2 separate regions of the Homo sapiens genome follow, and region 1 is linked to region 2. Evidence: chromatin loops called from intact Hi-C (ENCODE). Cell type or tissue: OCI-LY7. All regions are shown on one strand. Links, peaks and the distances in the headings refer to the core of each region. The heading gives the core; the rest is flanking DNA.

Region 1 (8,952 bases), core at 212-8,211, 740 kb before region 2:
TCTCTTGTGGGCTAAAATCTTTTAAATTCCTTTCCTGTCAGTTGATGGAGTTTAGGACACAGTCATGTATGTGTCAATCTGGAGTGTTTAACCTGCTTTACTGCATGTTGAAGACCTTGCCTGACTCATGTTATGTGAGAGTCCAAGCTCCTGCTCATTTCCAAACCAGCTGTGTGACCTTGAGTAAGGCACTCAAATGCACTGGGCTTCAGTTTCTCATTTGTAAAGGCAGCAGTAAGAATCTGTATACAGTAAAGCAAGTGTCTGTCTTGCCAATCTCATGTTGCTATGTGGCTGAAATAAGATTGGACATGTGAGAATGCTCTGGAAGAAACAAAGGTGGGATGAAAATGGAAGGCATCATGAGTAAAGCTAAAAAACAGAATCTTTTTACAAATGGCAAAGAGCCCCCTTCTCCCTGATATCCTGGCTTCCTCTACGTTGGTGTGTGGAGCATATGGATGAGGGGGTTCAGCTCAAAACTTTCTACTTGTTTTGATCCAAATTCCTTTTCTTTCACATCAGTGCAGCTCATCTTAGTATGACTTTTGGGTTCATCCCCTCCATCACCCTTGGGCACTTCAAGGAAAGTATCATCTGTGTCTAGTGTTTTTTTTGGTCTCAGTTTGAGACCTCTCAAAATTTTTCTATTTAATTGCAGATTTATGTTCTAATGCTGCAAATCCCTGTCCTCCTACATTGTCTGTTGGGTTATATTACTTGTATAAATCCAGAAAAACAGCAGAGAGAAATAAAAATGAAATTTTAAGCACAGTCATAATTTTGTAGCATAAATTGTAACTTGCCGGAATCTGTGGCATTATTAGACTATACCCTCACAATAGATTATTGTAAGCATGAAATGGGTAATATGAGGAAGTGCTTTGTAAACCATAAAGTCTACATCAAATACGAGGAATTGCTGCCATCATTGTTCATCTCTCTGGGCCTCAGTTTACTCATCATGAAGTGAGTTGTTGAGAATTTCAGCTCTGCTATGGTGGCATAAGCTCTCTATGTCCCATCCCTCCCACTGATTGCAACTAAATCTTCAGGATAAAATTAAACAACAACAACAACAACAGCAGCTACTCAAGGGCTCTGAAAAGCATTATATGTAGTTGAAGGAGGCAATCAACCACATAGTATATTGAGGAGGGACCCCAAATGCAGCCTACTGACCAAAATCTCCAGACTTTCTGTCCAATGCCTGAACACCTGACTCAGAGTTTAACTTTCATGTGAGAGTGTTAAATATAAGAAAACAAAATAGAAATACTCTCTGGTATGTTAATATCCTTGAATTCCCCTATTAATATTTCATCATGTGTTAGTTCAACAGAAGGGACTTGAATCCTGTGAACCAACCCAGATACGGGCTCCACTTTATCTGTTTTGTGGAACAAACACCAAATAGGATCCTGTTTTATGCATCTAGCTGGGAAATGCAACAAGATTTAAAAGTCTTAGAAGTAATATTCTTCAATCACAAGTTAGTGATGTAGCTCCATCAAAGTGAGCCATTTCCTGCTGAAAATAAAAAAACATTTTCTGTGGGTTTTTAAAGTAAAAATACCACTTTACACTCTTGATATTCCAGCCTAGGAAGTTAGAGGTTTTCTCTATAAAAAGAGAGAATGTAAAGAATCCTAGAGCTTCCATACTGCACATAAGAATTAAAATATTCCTTATGTCTAGCAATATTATTTTATGTTTTTATAAATGCAAATGGTTTTATGCCTTCTCCACATTAAAACGATGACATCAATAAATGTTTTCAATCTTTATCTCATGTCAGAAAATGTTGAGGTGGGTTTTATTACTTATTATACTCATTGAATAGAATTTTGTTTTTCTATTGGTGTTTAAAAAGCAATTAAGGGCTGCTCCAACTTTCAAAAGTCATTGTAATTCACCCTTCAATTAGCTGAAGAAGAAAAATTAAGTAATCATATCAGTTAGCATGGAAAAAGCATTTGACAAAATTCAACACCCATTCATGATTTTTTAAAAACACTCTCAGCAAATTAGTAATAGAGGGAAATTTCTTCAATTAAAGAACATGTACAAAAAAGCTACAGCATGGGACAGTGTGGCTGGGTGGGCAGCACTGTTTTGCCAGGGGCATAATGAGCTGGCATCCTGGGGGTGAGGGGTGAGGTGAGGGGTAGAAAAACCACTGACCATTACTGGAGGAGACACTGAAAATGGAAAGCAGAACACTGAAATGGTGATTGTGTTTGGTCAAACTCACAACCGACTCACAATTTTGCCTGGAGCCAGCTGGACATAGCATTGTTGTGATATTGGTGTTGCCTTCTGGTCTAGACATAACTATACCTAGACATGGAAAATTATGTCGATAAGCCCATGAAATAGAAGGGTCAGTCTCGTAGGTCTATCCAACTGGATTTCAGGATCGATTTGACCCAAGAATTCTGCCCGTATTGTCCGTATTTATGTGTTAACTTAAAGACAGTGAAGATTACATATGCAATGTGTAAGACTGCTCCCAGCAGAGATTGATCTGACAGCGTTCAATTATGATATGTCTGATACAGTTAAGTTCTTTCTCCTCTATGGTTTCTCTTACAGACACTGTTGCATATTTTCCCTGAGTGTCTCTCTTGGTCTATCTTTCCAAAATCTCATCCTCATTGGACAAGAGATATGATTTCAACTCAGAAGTTCTACTTATTAGGAACCACATCTTACATGAGAATAAACTTCAAACCTTATTTCTCTTCTTTGATGTGGTTCATATACTGACTCCAAAATACTGCTGTGTGATGACCAAGGGATGCTTCATAAAAATCAATTATAATATGTTTTACAGCAGGGTAGACTCCTTTAATATATCTTGTTTGTAGTATTGCTTCAAATACACAAGGAATGTTGACATTACTAGATTTTTAGGAGATCTGTCAAAATAGAAGCATTAAGACCATAGGTGGGGCAAAAATTTCCTTTTCTATTATAGAAATCAATTATGTTGCAAGAGGAAAGAATAAATGAGTTTTTCTTGCCTTCTTCAAATCCAAGAAAACAGAGTCCCAACTCTATGTATTCCTTGGGAATTCTCGGCATGTCAAATTTCAAGGTTTTTGTTTTATTTGTGCTCCACCATCACTATCAAAATTTTGTCCTCAATATTCCTGAGTATGAGATCGGCTGCAATAAGTTGGAGCTGGGTTGTCTGGGTGCTCATGTTCTCAAAATGGCAAGCAATTTTGCTTTCTTCTTTGCTGTTATTTTACTTAAGGCAACCTTTAAAAATATATGTTTGTCTTACTTTAGGCATTAGGTACAGAGACCAGAAACTAAACTTACTACTAAAGGGCTTATGTAACGAGAAGGACTGTGGCTATCACTGATTTAAATCTGATACTCTCTCACAAACACACCAGATGTTTTATATACCAAATCATCCATTGGTGTTGAAATCTAGATCTTACTGACATCCAAATATTGCTATTGCAAGTGTTGAAATACTCCCAAGTTTAACATGTGTAAGGAAACCAAACCTTTTCTCCAGATAAAACTTAGCAATCTAAAACTATCCAAAGAGGTATGATTTATTTTAGGGATTGCAAATGTGTGGTAAGGCATTAAAAAAACACCGCATGACATGAGGTGTTTAGGTTATACTTAACATGTTTACTTTTAGAGGTTCAAACATCATTAATCCGTGACAGGTGTGGGGTCTATGATTTGAAACAATTATATTTCAAGCTATTCATATCACTTCTTAAGTGATGACTTCATTCTTCCCAGTTACCATATGTCCTAACCATGCAAATGAGAAGGAAAAGAACATCTGGTCGACCATTGTTGTCTCGCCTGTCATGCAGGACATGTGGTATTGCATGTGCCTCTCATCAGGCTCCTTCGGGACGTCAGCATAGTGGATGGTTTCATATTTTACACAGCTGGTGCTTTTAGGACATACCATCAATCTTAGCTCAGTAGCATCCTTACACCTTTGGGTTTTTATTGGGCTTTTGGTGATGAATTCCTTTTTTGGATTATGCAAACATCTCTCCTGGAGCTTCAAGTGAGAGTAGCATATTTTTGTAACAGCATTCTGTACAATTTGACTTCAAATTATACAGAATGTATAGTTTTTGGGTAAAAATGTGGCCTAGGAAGAGACACTTTCCTGGAAATTTTTCGTTAGGATAGCTACATCTCAGTGTTAATACTGACTTCATTTTAGCAGTGTTGGGAAGAATTCACTAAGCTTTCTACATCTTTATTTATTGTAAAATAGCCACCAAATAATCATCCTGGCTTTGTGTTAATCATTGATGGAGGCTATAATACCCAAGCATGATATTATTTATATGTAAATCACCCCCTTTTAGGCTCTGTGTTTTAGTGATAGTTTATTTTAAAATGCGTAATTTGAGAATTACAGCATAAATTTGGTAACATTTATTTACTGCGATACCTCCCATTTGGCCAATTTGGTCTTATTTTTACTTGCCCAGGGGTCTGACAGCAAATCTGGGTGTCAAGAAATGGTTATATTTTCTTGGGTTCAGTGACCCATTCTTTGCTACTGCTAAATCCATCTTGTGAAGAAGTGTTTATTCAGGTGAAGGAAGCCTTAGTCCTAATCTAAGTAAAGCACCCAGGGCACCAGGACACAATCAATATCCCTGGACTTACATATTTTTTATTCTTCTTAGCTCAGGACAATTTTATTGTGCATTTTCTTCCAAGCCTGTGTGTTTCTTAAACAGTGCTCAAGTAAAATTGTTTTTACAATGTGAGGAATAAGTACAGTGGGAAGTTTCATCTTAGATGCAGGTTCAAATACAGATATGGATGCATATAAGTAGGTGGAAACCAAAAAATTAAAAGTGAGCAACAATCCAGATTTTCAGAGCATGTAAATAATGGCTAATATACATACAGAATGCATTTTTTTCATTATTTTTTTCCCCATTTGGTATTCACACGATGGAACAAAAAGAGTTCTTTTCTTCTTTTTTTTCCCCTTGCATAATCAATTCTTTAAGAAGCTGTGAGAGCTGAATTGTATTTTCTTTAGCCTCTGAATGCCAACTGGCACACTGGGGACAGTTTAATAATAAATAATAACAAATACTGGGTTTATTGACTCTTGAACCCTGGAATCAATCAATTAATCATGATATTATGGCAAGATCAGAGGGATAAAATTCTAAAACTGACTGCAAGATGCAAATAGATAAATCTCCCAGCAGGAATAATTGCAAACCATTTTGATCAAATAAAAAATGATGATCAATTATGCTCTTTAGGGTCCAATAACTTAGGTTTATTTAAATGCTGTAAAGTACATCCCTCCAGGATCTAATGAGCTCCTAAATATCACTTGTTAGGATAAAACATCATAGTCCAATCATTCTAATGACTGAAGCCACAGATTCAGAGTGGTGAGTACCACTTTATCACAATTTCCCTTAAAATGTCCCTTTACAATGTACTATTTGGATGTTTCAATAAGTGTTACAATCAGGCCAGTTTCTCCTGTTTGCCTTGAAATTAACTCTCCTTTTCCCAGCCCCCAACTATTGGTTAGGTACTAAAGTAAGAAATCTTATGTGGACATTTTGATCAATCTACAAAGAAGCAATGTAGTTGGTACTAAGAAAAAGAGTGAGTCACCAGACACAGAAAAAATCCCCATGTTAGAGCTTGCAATATACAGTAATAACACCGGTTATAATAACGTGCACAAAGATCTCCCACATGGCCACAGGGCTCCAGAAGAATAACTGCTGGAGATTATGCTGGCTGTAACGAATTTGTTTTCTGGGTTTACTTGTTTACTTTTTGAGGAGTGTAACAGATGTGCAGTCAATACCCAGGGGAGACTTTCTCAAGTCCTGAGAGGCTGATGTTCAGAGAACTCTGCTGAATTTTGCCAGAGGATGTAGTCTTTCCAATAGGCTGCTTAGAACGCAAGCAGCAACCATAGCAAGATAGTTTCTTTAGGATGATTGAGATGCTGCCTTCAGAAAACCTATTGTCCCTATGATTCTGGAATTGCCTGATTGTAAATCAGGACATCTTCAAGGCCTCAGGAAGTTGGTATTCAGAGTTGAGATCTGGACACTGTTTTCTGAATACAAGTAAGGACTAGATTGAATTCATTCATTCATTCACAACTACTGAACAAATATTTGCTGAACACCTACTATGTGCTAGTTACTATAGACTTAAAAAGGAATAGAATCTGATCATTGCACTTAAGAATTCATAGAACTGTTACCAAAACACCAGGGGTCTGGTCTAGGTCCTGCTGCTCACTGCACAGAAAATCAATCACTGAGACAATGAGTATTGCCAGGGAAGAAGGCTTTAATCAGGTGCTGTAGCAGAGGAGATGGAAAATGAGTCTCAAATCCATCTCCCTGACTGACTAAAATTAGGGGCTTATATAGCAGGGGAGAAATGTGTGGGAAAACAGGAATTAGGGAGGGGTAAAGAAGAGAATTTGGTCAACAGGAAGCAGGTGGTCAGTTAGGCAATCATGATTGGTGAGAAATATGGTGTCTCATTGTCCAGATACAGTGATCTAGTAAGTTTCAGCTCCTTGATACTATCTGGGAGTCCTGATGGTTGGCTTTCTGAGAAAGGAACTCATAGAAGACAAATATAACTTTCTCAAATTTTAAGACTGGGAGGATCAATTTGTACGTTTATTCAAAGAAACCATAAACATCAGTTCTCTGGGACAATTGGGCTGGTTTCAGAAGCATTTCTTAGAGTTGAGTGATATTTTCACATCCATTACCTCCTTAATCAATTGACCATCCTGTGAAAGACGTATGGCATTTTAAGATAAGCACAGTATGGTTCAGAGGGATGAAGTGGTTTGCCTAAGGTCCTTTAGTTAGCATCAGAACATGGACTTAACAGAGTCCTCCTCCTTCTCCATCTGGTGTTCTTTTTTCTAAATCATAGCATATATGGCCCCTCTGAGTTTCTTCTATAAATTAAGGCAGAGAGACTACAGTATTTTGTCAAATTCTTTTCTTTCTCTCTCTAAAAAAAATCTGTTTTTTAAACATAACTGGAGTTTGGATACAAATAATTATATAGGACTTTAATTTTAGTGATTCATCAACACCTTGGGACTTTGGTAAACCAGTTGGCAAAATGCCTTCCCAATCCCGGGACCCTCAATTCTGGTGGCAATTTTATCCTTCAGGGCTTGCTGGTGTTAGTCTTCTACAACCTGCCAAAACAGCCATTAGGAGGTGGGTCTCGTCCTAAAGACCCTTTGTCTCCTCCTTTTATAGTTTGTCCTTTCCAGTGTCTGCTTTCTAAAGGCCCTTGCACAGTGGTGCATTGATAGTGCTTGCTAGGAATCTCCTAGCCCTTCTCTTCCTGAGCCATCAGTATCACAGCTCTTGTCCTCGTGGGTTCCTCATAAATTGTCCCAAGATGCTGGGAGAACAGAATCTTCTGGAATGGACACCACCTAACCCCTTGGTAGGTGAATTATATCCCCTCAAAACTTCATACGTTGAAGCCCTAACCCCCAATACCTTGGAATATGACCTTATTTGGAAATAGAGTCATTACAATTATAACTAGATATGTTAGGATGAGGTCATACCACAGTAGGATGTGCCTTTAATCCAATATGACTAGTGTCCTTATAAAAAGGAAAAATCTGGACTCACATACACACCCAGAGAGAATGCCATGTGAAGATGAAGGCAGAGCTTAGGGTGTGGCAGCAGAAGCCAATGAGACTGCCAGCAAATCCAGAAGCTAGGAGACAGGTGTGGAACCCGTCTTCCTTATAGCCTCAGAGTGAACCAACCCTATTGACATCTTGATTTTGGGCATTCAGCTTCTAGAACTGTGAGACAATACGTTTCTGTTGTTTAAGCTACCCAGTCTGTGGTACCACAAAGGCAGCGCTAGCAAATGAATACACCCCTGATACAATATGACTGGCTGGAAAGAAAGGCACCTCTTAAGCTCAGGATGACATCCCTCTTAATTCTCACTCTTAATAGAACGCACACTCATTCCTTTCTACACGGCGCTGTGAGTCTTCAAGTGACTGAAGAGTTCTACTAGTTGTCTAAAACCTTATGTAAATGACCTGGATATTGGCCATCACTTCCTCTCATAAGTGTTCCTAAGGGCCAGCACATAGTGTTCACTGGGGCCTTTCTCTTATACTCTTTGACCCCACAGGCTTTTGGCTACTTGAGTTTCTAATGGTGATTGTGTAAGTCTCAGTGCCCTTCTCATTGTAGGTGAAAAAAAGACATGCTTTGATTTGCAAACGCTGCTACTAATTGAGATGCTACTTTCCTTCCTACTGAAAAATACCAGTGAGTGTCCTTCATCTCCCTTCCAAATTGAGCCCATGCTCCTTCCCTCCATACCTGCTCATTCATTCATTCTTTCATTCATCCATCAACCATTTATCAAAGACCAACTACATGTTGTCAACATAAAGAAGTAAACTATTGACCTGTCCCTGAAGAGCTCAAAGTCCAGTGGGAGAGACACTCAAACTCTAGTGGAAGAGTAAGATATGGAGGGAACTGTTGTATAACAAGCCCATGGTAGGGTATTTACCAGATGAGGCCAAAGCCAAAAGCGTGAGTGTTCTCAAGAGAAAGCTTTTGGAAGTCTTCATGGAGGAAGTGACTTTTGAAGAATGAGAGAGGATTGCTGGCATTTGGAGAAAAGGCAGGATGAAGGCTCAGGATGGGGAAGGGATCCTAGGTGGAGGTGACAAGTGGAAGGCTCCGTGTTTTTTAAAAACCTGGCTCTGTTTGGCTAGAGTGTACATAGAATGGACATTAGCATTTGGCAAGAGATAGGCCTCAAAAGCAAGGTTGGGAATTGAGAGTGGATGCTTTTCTATACTTTGAGAGGAGTTTGGCATACTAAGAAGCCACTGAAAGTATTTATGTTTTGAAGTGATAG
Region 2 (8,952 bases), core at 219-8,218:
CAGTCTACCGGGTAATTCAGTTGGATTTCGTGTCTGACTGAATCAGTAGAAGAATATACACTTGCATATACTTACACAGATATGCATTTACATATACAATTCAGACCATGAAAATTTGTTTTAAATACATTTACTTAAAACATGTACCTCTAAAAATAAATACACTAGCCTCCATTTAGCTAATTCTCAGAGTTCTTTCACAAACCAATTAGAACAGTTTATCAACAATGGCAGACAATCAATTAGCCGCCCTTTAAATCCATTATCTATCAGTAAACATTTTAAAATTCAGATGTATAACAGAAATAACATCCGCAGAATAGAATGTAGATAGAATTCTCGCTTTGAAAATAAATGTCTTGATTTCCTTGATATTTAGTTCCTACAGATGTCTACACTTTGCCTCTGCATTTATCTAGCAGTGGGAGAGCATTTTCTGGTGACAGCATTCTATTCCATGACATTACCTTCTAATCAAAGAAGTTAGCTGGCATTCCCTTTGCTGTTTTGTTCGAGAGAAGGAACACAACATCGTTTGTATTTGATATCACTCCCATAGATCACAGTGAGTTGTGTGTTTTAACGTAATTTACAATGTGCTGATACCACTGAGGTAAAGCAGAAGTAGCCCTGGCATTTAAAAAAAGAAGTCTCCCAGGAGAACAACACATAAAGGACCTGGTGGTGTATGTCCAAGTTCCATGAAGTAACTCAAAACCACTGCCAGAATGGACACACTGGATATCTGATATCATAGTCGAAACAATACAAACAGATGAAAATACTCAAAATACTTCCTTTAGAAACAATGCAATTCACAAAAATGGAGCTTTACTTTTTTCTTTTACATTTCCAAAAAACTTGTTAAAATGATATAAACCAGACCAAGTTGTTTAATATAGTACAACTTAACAACCCTGTCATTTGTTTTTGAATACAGGGATCTCAGAAATGTAGGAAATCCATGGTAAATGATAGCAAGAATGTTTAATGCCATTGCCTGGATTTTTTAAAAGGAAAATTTGCTACAGTTGTAACACAACTTCTAAAAAATACTGTTTTATGGGCTCACAGTTTCCAGATTGTTAACTTTATAAATTAAATGTGAAGCTACCCATATATAAACAAGGCCTCTTTTTCATTGATTTCCATCTTGTTTAAACCTTTGGATATTTCAATCTTCAGATTCCACAAGGTAAGGCTGAGTTTATCAGATAAATAAGATGTTTAAGTCCACGATGTATTGCAGCACTGAGGAAACGAATGCATCAAGTATTTACAGGCTGGCTACGATAACTTTCTTTTTTTAAAAAAAATTCAAATGTGTATCAACATCAAGCCACAGTCGTTTTTCAATTTCTCTGGCTACAAAAATGGGCAACAGCGTTTTTTCCTCATTCCTCTTTCTTCTTAACCCTCAAGTCACAGGCAGGTCTTAGGTTAAAGGGCGTGGTCTTTTGGGAGGTGGTGGTGGCATGAGCTCCGTGTCAGGGTCCAGATGATGTTTTCGCTTCTGTCCTTGAGAAGCTGCAGTACATCTGTCGATGAACTCAAACAGCATCTCCTTGGTGACAGGGTTTGAGATGCTGTTACACACAGCTGTGGACAAAGGGAGACAGGTCTCATGTGAGGGTTAATTAAGGCAGCTGACTCACCACAGGCTTATGAGAAAGGTTTTCATCCCAATATACTAAATACTTTCCATTTTACCCATTTGAGTGATGTGCTTCACATTGAACTATCTCCTCCCTACCCTACACCCAAAATATGTGCTTGTCTAATGGCTACTCTTTACTGCAGTATTAATTTTAAACCAAAACTTTAAATGTTTGGGCTATAAGCATGTCTTCCCCACGGTTTTCTATCCCTCCCAAACCAGTTTTTATGGGATTTTAATCTAACACAACACATTGCACCATAGTCTGTATTCAACTAAAACTTCTACAGAAAACGTGCACTATAGTCCTTCAATCTTTCTCTCAGAAAGAAGTCTACTCTACGAAACATAAAACATGGCACCAGCCACCATTCCTGTTGAATAGGTGGTTTCATTGTAGCTAGCAGACCATATTATCTTCTCTTATCAAAATTTAGTGCCAGTCCTTTTCATTTTATTTACCTATTTGGTCTTAGAAGAAAAGACATTGGCTTAATCATCCTGACTTTTGAAATTAACTCATCTTGTCTGAACATGGATGCTAGTTCCAATGAGAACTCCTAAATGTACAACAGTAACTTTTAAACTGCAAAGCTGAAATTGGCAATTTCAATATTTTCTCATTAGCTTATCATATCATCATCATCATCCTCCTCATCAACTGCACATTCTAAAAGTAAAGTTTGATTAACCTGTTATCTTGGTTTTTACCTTTTTTCAACTCCACTAAAAATGCAATCCAGAACAACAACTGCTACTGGTAGTGGTATACCTTATAAACTTCAATTAATTTGTGTTGTTCCCCATGAAAGAAACTTACTATTCTGAATTCCCAAAGCATTCATATTGTACCCAAAGAACACTCTGAAGAATAGCATAGCAGATTTTGTCTTTTTAAATGGTTTTCGTTTACTTTGTTCTCCATTGTTTATAAAGCTATTTTAAGAGCTGGAAATTACATTTTCCCCTGATAATTTTGTCTTTTACCATCTGGCAAACAATGGTTTTTATAGTTTTGAATAGATCTGAAATTATCATGGTTTCTGTTGTTGTTGTTGTTCAATAAATTCAACTTGTATACAGCCCAGTATCCTGCCCTTTAAACTTCTCTTTTGGGTGCATGGGCACAAGATCACCAGTTTAGAGAGTAGAACCTACAAGCCAACTGGAGCCAAACAGAATACAGACTTGACGTATCTTTCCCATCAAACAAGGATGAAGTCCAAATGACTATGCCCCATTAAGCAAAACAACAAAGGCAGCACACTTTGGGTCTAACACCTTAATTTTTGTTTTAAATATAATAAGCACTGGTAAGTTGTCATACTCACCCATGGCAGTGTTGTAGGCATTAGGAAAACTTTTGTCTGTTCTCTGTCTCATGAAGACCCAGCTGTTGTTCTCAAATTTGCATTCTATAATTTTGTTGTCATACTGTTTCAGCTCTTTTGTCACCTGTTTTGAAAGAGAATTGAGGAAAATATTTAAATAACTTGAAAGGCTTTTTGCTTCTACTATGTGACAGGCACATTAGGAAATGATAAAAATACCTCAGTAACTCTTCATGCAGAGAGCTCTTTGTCATCTGAAGTATCTAATCAAGCTTAAGGTATGGTGTGCACTCCCTTGTACACATGCTCACTTATCCGACATTTTATAAATAATTGTGAAAATGGCTGTCAATATATAGCAATTAAAAGAAGCTAGGCAGAAACCAGCCATGCTGGGCCAAATGCAAATATGTTACCATGGGGACCAATACCTTCAATATTGTCTGTGTCTCTACGGCTTTCAGAAATTGAGTATACTGCCTAGGTTTCATCAACTTTCAGAAAGGTCTAACCATCTAAATTCCTATGTTAAAATCTAAGAAATGCCGTGTACTAGTTAAATGAAAAAGTTACATATCAATAGTGAATACTAGGATCAAATTCAGGCAATGTACATCCTAAATATTTTGCTTTCCAAGCAGTGACAATTAACCAACAATCTAATCTTCAGGAAACTTAGCCTTTCCATCCCCAAACTAGTACAAATTTACAGATGAAGCTATTTGTGACATTAGTTGATGGGTTTTTTGGCTTCTTCACCTCAGATGACTGAATATGGATACTCTATCAAAGCTAACAAGTATCCATGGTAACTACGAACCTTTTAAAAGATATTTCACTGGGCTGTGAGAATGGTTTTCATAAATAGGAACCTAAGCTTATCTTTGTAGTTTTCAAATCAAATGCCAGTCATGGTAATATTTTAATTCTGTCCTCATCTTTCATGGCTAACAACTTTTCCTCACAATATGGTAGACTGCAATCATTTAACTTCATTAGCATTATCTGAAACATTCTCATTTTTCTACCCACATATTCACTACCACCTAGGAATATGACGAGAAGTAAGTTTTTAAAAGATGCTTTCAATTCGCAGATTAGGCAGCACATGTCTTCATAAAAACTTTCAAACTATATTCCTTTCCCTTTACATTTGATTGTACCATCTGCATTTTCAACAAATCCAACAGGTGCAATACACTCAGTGGTTTTGGAACTAGACATGCCCAAAAAAGTGATATTCCAAGTAGCAAACTTGCCAAATTTATCCTCAAATATTCATTATTTTAGTCTCAATTCTCTTGCCTTGCTTTCTAGGGACCCATTCTTTTATTTTGGAAACACTGTGTATATGCAAGTATTGGACAACTCATTCAGTTAGGTAAACACAGTTTTGCTATACCACATGTAAGGTCTAACAGAAATAAGTTTCTAAACCTTTCAGTGTCTATTTCCTAATTTCTAAAATGGGGAACAAGTTCCTAATTTACTGGGTCACTGAAAGAATAATAATTGAAAGTGCCTGGGACATAGAACAATCAGTAAAATTGTTAACCAAATATAAAATTAGGCAATGAAACATTGCTTTTTAAAATCTGTGGTAAAAAAACATTGAATTTTCCATCTTAACCATTTTTAAGTGTACAGTTCAGCAATGCTAAGTGTATGTCTAGAACTTTTCCATCTTGCAACACTGAAATGCTATACTCCCTAAACACTAATTGCCCCCCTTCCCCTCTACCCAGACCTTGATAACTGCCTTTCTACTTTCTGTTTCTATGATTTTGACTACTTTAGATACTTCATACGAGTATTAACAGAATCACACACTATTTGTCCTTTTGTGATTGGCTTGTTTCACTTAGCATAATGTCCTTGAGGTTTATTCATGTTGTAGCATGTGACAGAAATTCTTTCTTTTTAAAGGTAGAATAATATTCCACTGTATGTATACACCACATTTTCTTTAGCCATTCATCTGTCAATGGACACGTGGGCTGCTTCTACCTCTTGGCTATTTTGGATAATGTTGCAAAGAACGTGGGTGTGAAAATATCTCTTTGAGATCCGGTTTTAAATTATTTTGGCTATACACCCAGAGGCAGTATCACTGGATCATAATTTTATTTTTAATCTTTTGAGGACCCCTTTGTTTTCCATAATGGCTGCATCAATTTACATTCTCACTAACAGTATGCAAGGGTTCCAATGTCACATCCTTAACACCTGTTAGTTTTTGTTCCTTTTTTTTTTAAAAAAAATTGACGCCCATTGTTTACTGTGCTCTAATTTAAACTTTTTGTTCTTTCATAGTGGCCATCCTGATGGTGTCAGGTGCTATCTCATTGTGGTCTTGATTTGCATTTCACTAATGACTGAGAATCTTTCCATGTGCTTATTGGCTGTATACTTTCTTCAGTATACTTTCTTCAGTATACAAGAAACTTTGTCAATTTTTTTAATTGGGTTGTTTATTGTTGTTGAGATGTAGGAGTTCCTTATATATTCTGGACATTAACTTCTTATCAGATGTACAATTTGCAATTATTTTCTCCCATTCTGTAGGCTGCCTTTTCACACTGCTGATTGATTCCTTTGATGTACATAAGTTTTTAACTTTGATGTAGTCCTCTTTGTCTATTTTTTATTTTGTTGCCTATGATTTTGGTGTTGCACACAAGAAATCATTGCCTAATCCAATGTCCTAAAGATTTGTCCTGGCCGGGCACAGTGGCTCACGCCTGTAATCCCAGCACTTTGGGAGGCCGAGGTGGGCAGATCATGAGGTCAGATCGAGACCATCCTGGCTAACACAGTGAAACCCTGTCTCTACTAAAAATACAAAAAGATTAGCCGGGCGTGGTGGCAGGTGCCTGCAGTCCCAGCTACTCGGGAGGCTGAGGCAGGATAATGGCATGAACCTGGGAGGCGGAGCTTGCAGTGAGCTGAGATCGTGCCACTGCACTCCAGCCTGGGCAAGAGAGGGAGACTCCATCTCCAAAAAAAAGATTTCTCCTATGTTATCTTTTACAAGTTTAATAGTTTAAGGTCTTATGTTTTGGTCTTTATTTTTGTGTTAATTTTTGTATATGGTGTAAGGTAGGGGTTCAACTTCATTCTTTTGCATGTGGATATTGCTTTCCCAACACTGTTAGTTGAAGATATTGATTGTCCCTTCCCATTGTGTAGTATTGGCGCCCTTGTGGCAAATCATTTGGCCATATATGCAATGATTTATTTCTGGGCTCTCTATTCTGCTCCATTGATTTGTATCTCTATCTTTATGCCAGTAATTAAGTATGCCATCTAAATTAGATGCTTTGAAGTATGTTTTGAAATCAGGAAGTGTGAGGCCTCCAACTTTGTTCTTTCTCAAGATTGTTTTGGCCTTTTGGGGTCTATTGAGATTCTGTATGAATTTTAAGATAGTTTTTTAATTTCTGCAAAAAATACTATTGGGATTTTGATAGGGGTGGAATGCATTTTAGTAGTATAGATGTTTTAACAATATTAAGTCTTCCAATCCACAAGCACCAATGTCTTTCTATTTATTTGTATCTTCTTTGATTTCTTTCAGCAAGAAACACTGCTTAATTAAAAAAAAAAAACCTTAGAAGTAAATTTACTAAAGGAACCATGATGACATAGGAAGGCTGACTTTGAAAACAGCTGTCAAGAAAATTTTATCATATGTACTTTACAAGAATGGCTTGCTAGTCAACAATGTGTAGTCTGCACTTTTGCTGACTAGCAACTGTGGTCTTTATCATATAGCTTATCATTCTTGTGTTCTCAGTTTCAGAATTGCTATAAATTATGTTACTCAATCTGACTGTAACAATTAAGCAGTACTATTAACTATCTGTGTATCTCCTTGGCCACTAAAAATCTGGTAAACAGAGCTTTCCAGAAAATGCACGTACCTGCCACTACTAACCTAAACGTATTTCCGTATTTAAGAACAATACATCATTCTTCATTGATCACACCAGTTATAGTCCCAAGATAGATGCACTACAAGTTACTCATTTGGTTAGGTGGTAAAATATATTTAACTAATAAAAATAATATCTCCCACATGTATACAAACTAAAAACAGTTTCCAATAATGGTCGGATCAAAAGAATGACCGGTATAAGGGAGAGGAGTTTAATTTTAGATCTAATTTGTTACTATGACAATAATCATCCTCAGCCAATTACATATTATTATTTACTAAAACAGGACCCCATCAGGTCTTCTAATCAACTGTTATCCTAGTTTGAGTTAATGAGACCTTGAAAGTAAAAAGAATAAAATATTTATAAAACAAGATTTCACATCTGTACCCCAAATTACATTGAACTGATGAGGTTTTACTGTTTCTGAAAAAAACAGAGCAACACACCATATATTTTATGTTGAAAAAAATTTGTTGCCTGTATCCATCTGATTGCATACCACACTTTTATACTATTTGAATCTATAAATAATCTGGGGTTAAGAAACTATCAGATGAAAACGGATCTAGTACTTCTCAAGATTTTAAATTAGCAGCTCAAAGAAAAGTTTCACTTATTAATTTTGGCATTCATCTGTAACTCTTGCCTGAGCAATTATTCCTGCGGTGTTCTAATGGGATTTTTCTGTATCCTCCATTCCTTCTACATCTATTATCTAGAGTTCTTCCATAAGAAAGATTTGTCCCTTCTCCCCTATTTATTCATTTAATTGCTTATCTGTATTGGTATGGACTCATGGATATTTATTTTATTATTTGGTTTATAATAAAATACTCGTCACTTATTTCATTGCTCAAATTGTTCTAGTTTTGGCCACTGAAAACTCTCAGGTTGGCTTCCATGTCTTTTTATCTTGCTTCCACCTTTTCTCCATGGGGCTCCCTACCACAGATTTTTCTTTTTTTTTTTCTGAGACAAAGTCTCAGTCTGTCACCCAGGTTGGAGTGCAGTGGTGCGGTCACAGCTCACTGCAGCCTCAACTTCCTTGGCTCAAGTCATCCTCCCGCCTCAGCCTCCCAAGCAGTTGAGACCACAGTTGTGCACTACCACACCTGGCTAATATTGCAATTTTTTTTGTAGAGATGGGGTATCCCCATGTTGTTCAGGATGGTCTCAAACTCCTGGGCTTAAGCAATCCTCTGGCCTTGGCCTCCCAAAGTGCTGGGATTACATGGGTGAGCCACTGCACCCAGCCCATTGGGGATTTTTTTAAAGAACAGAATTACTCTTCAACAGTCCAGGTTATGCTAAGAAAGTACTGCCACAACTTATTTTGGTCAGAATTAAAAATTATTATTAAGAAGAAGGACAGAGGGAGAAAGAAGGAAAGAAGAACGGGGGTGTGGAATGAATATATGAGACTATAAATAAATTTTTGTACATAGAGTTAAACTAAATTGACCATTTTTTTCTTTTCTGAAGTTATAATTCTACCTTTTGATAATTCAAAATCTACTTCTATAGTGTGACAGAAGGTGGATTTTTTAAACATATCTCAAGTAAATGAACTCAAACAAAAATCTTGTTTTCACGTAAATAACTTTGGTTTTTAGTTCTTATGAAGGCAGAGAAAATAAAACATATACATCAGAAATAAGATGGAATTATAAAAGTTTTCCACGTGGTGTCACAGCAATATAAATAGCTTTAGTCTGAATTATTAGATAAACAGTCTTCTAGAACTACTACCTTATAGCAGGGCCATGACGTATTATTACTTTAAGAAAGTGTGTCCGCCTACTAAAAGAAGTAAAATACGTGTCACGTTACCTTTTTAAAACACGTTAGACTAGTACTTCAAAAAACGTTCCTCTGCTGAAATCTATTGGTGTTTGTGCCTCTATAATGAGGAACCACTGTGTAAATGGCACATCTTGCATTTGCTAGGTTAGAAACCCAGCAACAGGAAGTTTCTCCTTCATGAATGGTGGTGTCTTCATGCCCTTCAGTCAGATACGCAACT

What was found. Hi-C counts contacts between places; a loop is a spot of excess contacts. Peaks named below come from ENCODE experiments on the same cell type or tissue, not always from the same donor. Only the 100,000 strongest peaks of a DNase experiment are listed, where the experiment ranks them.
Region 1: a loop joins it to region 2, with 14 times the contacts of the local background. A loop is called at or near these places in 2 of 110 quality-filtered maps.

What each region holds. Positions count from the first base shown.
Region 1 is chr6:87,875,865-87,884,816 of GRCh38, forward strand. All of the region lies in intron 2 of LOC101928911 (a long non-coding RNA gene), which reads left to right. Among named protein-coding and RNA genes, the nearest start is that of SPACA1, 170 kb to the right of the region's middle. In OCI-LY7, for the core only: no CTCF peak of the experiment used is centred there; DNase peaks (open chromatin) are centred at 3,837, 5,847 and 6,347; H3K4me3 peaks cover 3,439 bases; H3K27ac peaks cover 6,525 bases.
Region 2 is chr6:88,611,284-88,620,235 of GRCh38, forward strand. It overlaps RNGTT (RNA guanylyltransferase and 5'-phosphatase), which reads right to left. Exons shown (of 16, transcript NM_003800.5): 15 at 2,989-3,112; 16 at 1-1,599. The coding sequence ends at 1,436. Among named protein-coding and RNA genes, the nearest start is that of RNGTT, 350 kb to the right of the region's middle. In OCI-LY7, for the core only: no CTCF peak of the experiment used is centred there; DNase peaks (open chromatin) are centred at 668, 1,538, 3,278, 5,258 and 2 weaker places; H3K4me3 peaks cover 6,488 bases; H3K27ac peaks cover 8,000 bases.